Regions from separate parts of the Homo sapiens genome. Here regions 1 and 3 are each linked to region 2. The links are chromatin contacts, found by Hi-C or POLR2A ChIA-PET in ENCODE. All regions are on one chromosome and are shown on one strand. The core of a region is the stretch at or near the end of the contact, and the rest is flanking DNA. Distances in the headings are between cores, read along the strand shown.

What was found. A loop is a pair of places that touch in the nucleus more often than their neighbours do. ChIA-PET counts read pairs that join two places held with the same protein, here RNA polymerase II (POLR2A). Pooled maps may share reads with other maps.
Region 1: a loop to region 2 is called in a map of CD4-positive, alpha-beta T cell, with 2.0 times the contacts of the local background. The contact joins the promoter of CCDC77 here to the promoter of RAD52 in region 2. A Hi-C loop is called at or near these places in 3 of 168 maps with a recorded cell type or tissue (CD4-positive, alpha-beta T cell and naive thymus-derived CD4-positive, alpha-beta T cell), 4 of 37 single-sample maps with no recorded cell type and 12 of 50 pooled maps. POLR2A ChIA-PET finds 5 or more read pairs at or near these places in 3 of 52 experiments (CD8-positive, alpha-beta T cell, HEK293 and WTC11).
Region 3: a loop to region 2 is called in a map of naive thymus-derived CD4-positive, alpha-beta T cell, with 5 times the contacts of the local background. The contact joins the promoter of ADIPOR2 here to the promoter of RAD52 in region 2. A Hi-C loop is called at or near these places in 1 of 168 maps with a recorded cell type or tissue (naive thymus-derived CD4-positive, alpha-beta T cell) and 7 of 50 pooled maps. POLR2A ChIA-PET finds 5 or more read pairs at or near these places in 2 of 52 experiments (activated B cell and activated T-cell).

Annotation. Positions count from the first base shown.
Region 1 is chr12:400,019-402,959 of GRCh38, forward strand. CCDC77 (coiled-coil domain containing 77) reads left to right here and starts at 1,626. Exons shown (of 13, transcript NM_032358.4): 1 at 1,626-1,666. It overlaps LOC105369594 (a long non-coding RNA gene), which reads right to left and starts at 1,392. Exons shown (of 4, transcript XR_007063149.1): 1 at 1,300-1,392; 2 at 875-1,032. RefSeq lists enhancers at 1,150-1,469, 1,884-2,436.
Region 2 is chr12:948,220-951,018 of GRCh38, forward strand. RAD52 (RAD52 DNA repair protein) reads right to left here and starts at 1,475. Exons shown (of 12, transcript NM_134424.4): 1 at 1,383-1,475. RefSeq lists enhancers at 647-1,305, 798-877, 1,306-1,964, 1,428-1,697.
Region 3 is chr12:1,689,670-1,692,489 of GRCh38, forward strand. ADIPOR2 (adiponectin receptor 2) reads left to right here and starts at 1,401. Exons shown (of 8, transcript NM_024551.3): 1 at 1,401-1,522. RefSeq lists enhancers at 904-1,063, 1,084-1,133, 1,217-1,795 and silencers at 1,294-1,593, 1,614-1,703.

The sequences.
Region 1 (2,941 bases), core at 376-2,875, 550 kb before region 2:
ATTACCTTAGTTAGCTCTTCTGAATAACTTGCTGCGGCATCTACATCAGCACTTGCTGCTTCCACCTTGCACTTTTAAGTAACGGAAATAGCTCCTTTCCTTAAACCTCACGAACCAGCCTCCGCTATCTTCCACCTTTTCTTCTGCAGCTTCCTCACCTGTCTCAGCCTTCATTTTATTGAAGAGTTAGGACTTTGCTCCAGATTAGGCTTTGGCTTCAGGGAATGCTGTGGCTGGTTTGATCTTCTATCCAGACCACTCAAACTTTCTCTATATCAGCAATGTCTGTTTCACTTTCTTATCATTTTTGTGTTTACTGGAGTAGCACTTTTAATTTCCTTCAAAAACTTTTCCTTTGCATGCACAACTTGGCTAACTTTGGTGCAAGAAGACTGGCTTTCATCCTGTCTTGGCTTTCAACATGCCTTTTTCACTGAGCTTAATCATTTTCAGCTTTTTATTTAAAGTAAGAGATGTGTGACTCTTCCTTTCACTTGAACCCCCACTGTAGGATTGTTAATTGGTCTAATTTCAATATTGTTGTATCACAGGAATAAGGAGGCAAGAAGAGAGGGAGAAAGGCAGGGAGACTGCTGGTCTGTGGAGCAGTTAAAACATCCACAACATTTATGAATTAAGTTTGCCATCTTATATGGGCATGGTTCATGGTGCCCCTAAACAATTATAATAGTAATATAAAGGATAACAGATCAGCATAACATATACAATAATTATGAAAAAGTTTGAAATATTGTGAAAATTACCAAATGTGGTGCAGAGACACATAGTAAGCCTGTGCTGTAGGAAAAATGGCGCAGATAGATTTGGTTCCATGCAGAGTTGCCACAAACCTTACATTTGTAAAAACAGTTACCTGGGAAGCGCAATAAAGGAAAGTGCGAGCCTGTAGCAGATGCACGTTCCATTTAGACATCCTTAGGACTCACACCAGCGAAGGGCCCCAGCTTTTCCATACCAGTAGCTGTAATTCTGAGACGAAAGTGCTTTTCCCCCACCTTTACACCTTGCTTTCTGGAAAGATAAGACCATAATGGATTTTGAACTTGCTTTTATCATTAAAGCCCAGTGTCTTACATTTCTCCGGAAAAGGAAGCAGTGTTTGCTATGGAACAAATAGTAGAATTTTAATACATAGTCCCCTGACCGTAGAAACTGAACCTCAGGTCCTATCCTGGCTCTAGGCCACCCGGTCATGGAAGAAGAAACTTTTCTTAGAATCTTTATCTCTTGAGACAAGCTTGGAAATTACAACATATATGTACCATGAACGCGAAGTACCTGAGCTCAAAGCAGTTGAGCAATCTTAAGTGGGGGTGCCCGAAAGTGGTGCGTTCTGACCCCAAACGTCACACTACCCGTCCCTGGAGGAGCGGGTTGCAGCCCAGCTGCGTCGCCCCGCGCAGAGCTCCAGGCAGAAGAAAACTACATTTCCCAGAGACCTCTGCGCGGTCGGGAGCACCGCGAGGAGGGGCGAGATGGGGGCGGGCCTCTGTGTGAAGGCCCTTCCCATTGGTGCGCATTCCAAAGGGCCATGTAAACTTCTTCGCGATTGCACGGATTCAGGGACGCTCAGTGGCGCCGCGCCGCTCCTTGGTTTGACTTTTGTTTTTCAGTTGCGTTCCCTGACTCGGAGTCTTAGTGTGTCGTGAGTATAGAGTTTCGGGTTTGGGGTGAAGGGGTTAGGTAAGAAGCCTTGGGAAGAAAATCTGGTTAGGGAGAAGTAACTGCGGAAGCAGTGCGGAGGAGAGGACGTGAGCCTGAATGTGGTGTCCGTGGAGGGGCTGGGGACCGGAGGAGGAAAGCTCCAATGTGCAAAGGGAGAGACCTCAGGAGTGCTGGAGCGTTGGGACCTGGAGCAGTGAGGCGGTCGAGAATGGGATGAAGTGGGAAAAGGAGTACGGGATTCGGGCGCCCTGGAGATGCGTTCCGGTGTACTCTAACCCCACGCTGGTCTAGCTCTCAGTTTCCTCATTTGTGAAATAAGGGATAGTGAAAATACTGAACGGTTGTTGGGATAATAAATTGTACAGATTTGTCACGTGGCTAAAAGAAAAAAATTCAAAGTGCTACACAAATGTTAATTGTTAGTAGACAAGCTATAAGAATATATCTAAGCAAGGGTATTGGAGATAGGTGCAGAGACCCTAGCTGAAACCCGTTAATTTACCTATAAACAAAGGCATTGTTCCTTTGGAAGAGGCAATGAAGAGTAAGACGCGATTTCTGTCTGTAGGGAGCGCACGCTAGCATGGGAGAAACGATAGCAATAAAGCACTCTAATATGTTGACTTGTAGATAATTTCAAAGGCAGTTCTTTTGCACTTAGATCATTTTTGCTAAATCATTTTGGATGGGGAGACTCAGGAAAGAGAAAAAGGAGGTGGTATTTAAGATGAGTTTTCATGTACAGACTAGATTTTGTTAAGTGAAATTATGAGGGTTGTGGAGGGAGTTGTGTTCCAGCTAGAGGGAAGCTCATGAACAAAGGTATGGAGGCAGGAAAGTTATCTGGAAACGGTACATTTAGGAGAGTAGAGAGAAATAAGGCAGGAAAGTTAGGTTTGGCCCTTATGTAGAAAGCCATGAATTCTAGGCTAACAAATTGGATTTAATGCTTTAGGCTATGAGGTGCTACTGATGTATTTTATTAAAGAAAATGGTCCAGGAGACGCAAGGAGTAGGTAGAACCGTTAAGGTGTTGTAATGGTGTGGGTAAGAAGTATTGAGACTCTGAATTAACATGGTCATTGTGGAGATAAAATATACAAGATATTCATATGGTTAGACAGGAGGTTCAGAAGAATGAGTGATCAAATGATGAATTTAAGTTGCCAACTCCCGGTTGCTTGGAAACGCTGAATTAGTAACTAAAATAGGAAAGTCAGAAGGGGCATGTTTGGATAAAAAGATGATGTGTTAG
Region 2 (2,799 bases), core at 225-2,724:
ATAATACAGTACTGAGAATGGGTAAATTCATAGATTAGTGCTGCTGGGAGTAGGAGGAAATAATGGGTGTCTGCTAATGGTTTTAAGGTTTCTTTTAGGGATGATAAAAATGTTCTGGAATTAGATAATAGTGGTGATTGCACAACCTTGTGAATATATTAAAACCACTGAATTGCACACTTTAAAAGGGTGAATTTAGACTGGGTGTGGTGGCTCACACCTGTAATCCCTGAACTTTGGAAGGGCGAGGAGTTCGAGACCAGCCTAACCAACATGGTGAAAAATACAAAGTAGCTGGGTGTGGTGGTATGCGCCTGTAATTCCAGCTACTTGAGAGGCTGAAGCAAAGAATCGCTTGAACCCAGGAGGCGGACGTTGCAGTGAGCCGAGACGGCGCCACTGTACTCCAGCCTGGGCAACAGAGCGAGACTATGTCTCCACTTTTTTTTAAAAAAGGGAGTGAATTTAATTGTACGTGAATTATAACTTTTTTTTTTTTGGATGGATTCTCGCTCTGTCCCCCAGGCTGGAGTGCAGTGGTGCGATGTCGGCTTACCGGCACACCTGCCTACTGGGTTCAAGCGATTCTCATGCCTCCGCCTCCCGAGTAGCGGGGATTACAGGCGCCCGCCACCAGGCCTGCCTAGTTTTGTATTTTTAGTAGAGACGGGGTTTCGCTATGTTAGCCAGGCTGGCGTAGAACTCCTGGCCTCAAGCGATCCTCCCGCATCGGCCTTCCAAAGTTCTGGGATTACAGGTGTGAGACGCCGCGCCAGACCTCTATCTCAATGTTATAACAAGGCTCAATACTCAGCTAAAGTGAGCGTCAAATTTTTATTTTTATTTTTTCCCCCGTGACAGGGTCTCGCTCTGTCGCCCGGGACGGAGTGTCGTGGTACGGGTGCGATCTCGGCTCACTGCAGGCTTGACCTCCAGGGAACATGGGGGCATGCCGCCACCATGCCCGGCGTCAAATTCCTTTTAAATCAATCATTTCTTCCCAGCGTCCCCCGCTCCCTGCAACTCAACTTCGTTTAGCTATTAACACAAACTTCAGATTCCCCACGCCTGTCTGCAGGCAGCATCTCCAAGGAAGCGCCACCACGGACACCTGGCTGTCCGCACCGCGGTGGGGTCCCGGCGCGTTGGTGCCAAGTTTCCTGTACCCCGCCTTCCTACCCACCTCTCGGGAGGCCCGGATACTGAGCCCCTCACTGCACTGGTGAACTAGAACAGGCCTCTGGACTCAGCATCTCTACGCTGAGACCTCAGGATCAGGTCCACCGCAGCCCCAGGTTCTCGACCCGGAAGCTGAGCCTTCCCACGCTCCACACCCACGGCTAGAACCACCCCGGGGGAAGCCGCTCTCCTCCCCCACTTACGCGCCTCGGGCAGCGCGCGGTGCACACAGGGAGCTCGATCTAGGCTATGGACAAGGGGAAGAGATCTTAGATGGAGGCCGCGCAGAGGAGAATGGGAAGGGTGCGCGAGCGTCTCTGGGAAGAAGGTCCGAACCCACGCCCAGCGCCGGAGGGGGAAAAAAAAAAACACAGACCAGAGAAGGAACCGTAAATCAAGTCGGAGGGGAAAAGAGCCGCAAAGCCTTCTGCGGCAGCCGTAAAGCAACCTGGAGGCGCGGTGCTGGCTTTTACGTTCTGAGCCGCTCGCCCTGCCGCTTCCCTGCGCGCCCTCTGCCTCCTACTTCCCGCCAGCTTCCCTCGGTCCGCGGCCGTCGGATCTCTGCTGCCCCCTGGTGGGCCTGGCGGTTTCGTCAGGCCTTCAGCGGCTAGTTAGGCCCGGGTGGTTCACACTTCACATGCCCAGTGCCCATTAGGATGCGGGGCCCGCCCACCCATGCACAATTGGGAAAATCTGAGGATGAATGGTTGTCAGAGACCTTCCCAGATTCCGCCCGGGCCGAGGCAGCGGTGGACCTGGTGGTTCTCGCGGCCTCTCACCACCGCCGCGCACATCCAGTCGTCACCGGATGGCGCCTTCGGTTAGCGACGACCGCAGGGAAATGGAGAAGTGCGGCTTGGGGGGCGAAGTCCCCTCTAGAATGTCCCCTGGGGCCGGGCGTGGTGGCTCAGGCCTGTAATCCCACCACTTTGGGACGCCGAGGCGGGCTGATCACGAGGTCAGGAGTTCGAGACCAGCCTGGGCAACATGGCGAAACCCTGTCTCTACTAAAAATACAAAAAATTAGCCGGGCGTGGTGGCGGGCGCCTGTAGTCCCAGCTACTCGGGAGGCTGAGGTAGGAGAATGGCGTGAACCCCGGGGGACGGAGCCTGCAGTGAGCCGAGATCGCCCCACTGCACTCCAGCCTGGGCGACAGAGCGAGGCTCCGTCTCAAAAAAAAAAAAAAAAGTTTTTGTAGCGACAGGGTCTTGCTATGTTGCCCAGGCTGGTCTTGAACTCCTCGCCTCAAGTGATCCTCTTGCCTCAGCCTCCCAAAGTGCTAGGATTACAGGTATGAGCCACTGCACCTAGCCCACTTATCATTCTTTTTGTGGCGAGATATTTTCAACTTACTCTCTTAGAAATTTTGAAATATACAATAAATTATTATTAACTATAGTCACTATGCTGTGCAATAAATCTCAAAATTGTATTCCTCCTGTTTAACTGTTAACTTTGTACCCTGAGACCAACATCTTCATCTCCCCATTATCTCCCCCAGCCCCTTATTCCCCAGCCTCTGGGGAATTTTTAGTAGAGACAGGGTTTCTCCATGTTGGTCAGGCTGGTCTCGAACTCCCAACCTCAGGTGATCTGCTCACCTCAGCCTCCCAAAGTGC
Region 3 (2,820 bases), core at 151-2,650, 740 kb after region 2:
ATTGTTTCTGATGTGCTGAGGAGGTGTACAATTGTCTTCCTTGATTTCAACCTCAAAAGCTTTACATCTTTACCTGGGAACATAGAAGTCATTATTATTATGTCTTTCACAAATTATGTAAACTTAAAAAAATTATATTTTCAATGTAAACCACTCCTTGGAGGAAATTAGTTCCTTTAACATTTATTTCCTAATTTTAATTTCTACTAGTTTTATCTCTTTCAAGCTTAAATGAGTGGGCCTTAGTTCTGTATTATTGCCATCTTAATCATGTTCTTTGTGATTTTAGTAGCTTTACTTTTTAAAACTTACATTTCCATAATGAAGACTTCTGTATTTTTGTTTTTTTCGTCATATATCCGACTCCAGCTCCCTCAAGACCTGTCAGCTTTTCCCTGCACCCTTTGTTATCTCTTGCTGTGGTCCAAAGGTAAGGACAGTAAGCCGTGGGCACAGACTTTCCCTAAATCGTATGGATTTCCTTTAGTCAATAACAAGAATTTTGATAGTTAAGGCATTTACGCCTTAAGAATGTGATAAATTCCCCCTCCTACTGAATGTAAAGAACTATTTTTCTACGCAGACTAACTCTTATATTCACTTTTCTTATAGAATAAGTACGTAACCAAATCTGTTCTTGGCTTCTAAGAAGTTAGAACTCAACGTAAAGATGACTTGTGGAAAATTACTTACTCATTCTGGGTAAATGGACGCAGGTATTTAGTGCTTAAGTAGGTTCTGATATACCATTACATTAACATCATTTTAAAAATCGCTCTGAATTATATGTATTTTAAGAGTGACTGGGTTTTAAAAAAAATAGAAGTGGTAGAGCATAAATCATAATCTTTAATAAGGTAATAAAAGGCAAACACTATTGCTCTGGGCAAAACTGGGCTAATGCTTTTGGATTTCTTTCCGCAGTCTTCACAGACGACGCTCAGCATCCTATCAGCCCTTGGCAGAGACACACGATCCAGCCTAAATCCTCAAATTCTGGCTCTTGCCCAAAGTGTGTAGCCAGTATCCATAGAGACTGCGAAAAGCATCCGCGAGCCGGGGCGGCCCCCTCCTCCTCAGCTCCAAATTGCTTCCTTTTTCGGTGGGAGAAAAAACTCCGAGGAGTTGTGTGAGCGCCTAAGGAGCGCACGCTCCTCCGGCCCTCAACACCCAGTATAGTTTTCGCTAAGTTCCTGGCCGAACCACAGCTCCCACGATGCACCCAGGTTTTAGAGCGGTCAGAGGGGCGGCTTCCGGTTTAGGACAGCGCGGCTGCGCACGGCGTGTGGTCTTATTGGCTCGAACCGCCTCGTGCGATGCGCGTCACGGCGACGTGCGGTCGTGGGGGCGGGGAGACGCGGCGGCGGCGGTCGCTGTCGCGGCGGCGAGAGCGCGATTCCAGAAGCGGCATCGCGGCGGCGGCAGCGGCGGCGGCTACACCGGGCTTGGCCCCCTCCCTCCTCCGTTCCCCCCTCCTCCCCCCTCCCCTCAGCGGTGGCTCCCAAGAAGTCCGAGACACGCGGTGAGGCGGCGACGGGCTCCGGGTGAGGGTCTCTGGAGTGTGGGCGCCGTTTCCTGGGCGCAGAGGGAGAGCTTGGGGTCGGGGGGAGGTGAGAGCTGAGGGGCGAATGTCCCTGGCGCGGGCGGGAGAGCGCGCTCTCGGCCCGGCCCGCAACTTGATTCCTAACTCTGACCTGCCGCCCGGCGCGCCTTGGCCTGAGGGTCGGCCGTGTGGGGACCTGGAGCCGCCCTCCTTGCGACCGCTGTCGGAGGAGTCCGGCGCCCGCTGTTCCCCTCGCCTCGCCTTTCGCGGCGGAGGGTCGGAGCCTGCTGCCCTCTGCTCACCTTCGGGTGCAGTTGCTCCAGCTCCCTGCCCGCGGAGAGGATCTGCCCGCCCCTCTTCGTCTCTTGTCTGTTTTTATCACTTCTAGGAATTTGTTTGGTGGAGGCTTGGGATGGGCTCTCTCAGCGCTACTTTCACAGTGACTGGGGTGGGGAAGAGTTCCCTCACCTTTTTCAGGTGGCGCGTCAGGCAGCCTGCTTGGTACCTGGAGTCCTGTTTTCCCAAGCCCCCGTCCGTCAGTGTTCGCTTCTTCTAAAATTACCGATGACAGGGTTATAAATCAGTTTTTAGGGGGCTCGGAGAGAGTTTGGGTTGGAAACTGTTAGCTCTTTTTTCCTCCTGGCTTTTGATCTTGATTTAAGCGTTTGCCTCTGAAATTTTGACAACTTCATAAGATGGTCCAAAAGTGAATTTTGGTAGAAAGATTTAAATGCACAGTTGGGATTTTATGGGGGTACGGTGACTTCATTGCAGGTTGTTGACTTTTTTTTTAAAATAAGATGTTCTTTTAATTTTTTGACTCTGGGTTTCTGAGCCTTGGTTATTGTCCCCCATTTCTGTTCCAAAAGCAGACTTTTTTTTTTTTTATCACCCCTTCCCCTCACCCAGAGAATCCCTTTAAACGCCAAGAAAGCTGTCATAACATTTAGCATTATTTGATCACAGAACTTTTCCAAATGAAATGCTAAAAATTCCTTCAGAAAAAAGCATCCATCTACCCATAGCATTATTTTTTGGGGGGAGGCTATACGTCTTGTCAGTTCTGAAAGTTTGAAGTGACCTCTTATCAAAGGCCACCCTTATGTCTCCTTAAACGACTCTTAGGTAATTCCTAGATGTTTTCATCCGTTCTGATAAATTTGTTGTCAGAGTGTTGATTGTGATGATCTGCAACTAAAATTATTTCATCAGTAAAGATTTCCACACATGTGGCAGCTGCTTGTTGGTGAATTATGAAATTTGAAAAAATTGCAAAT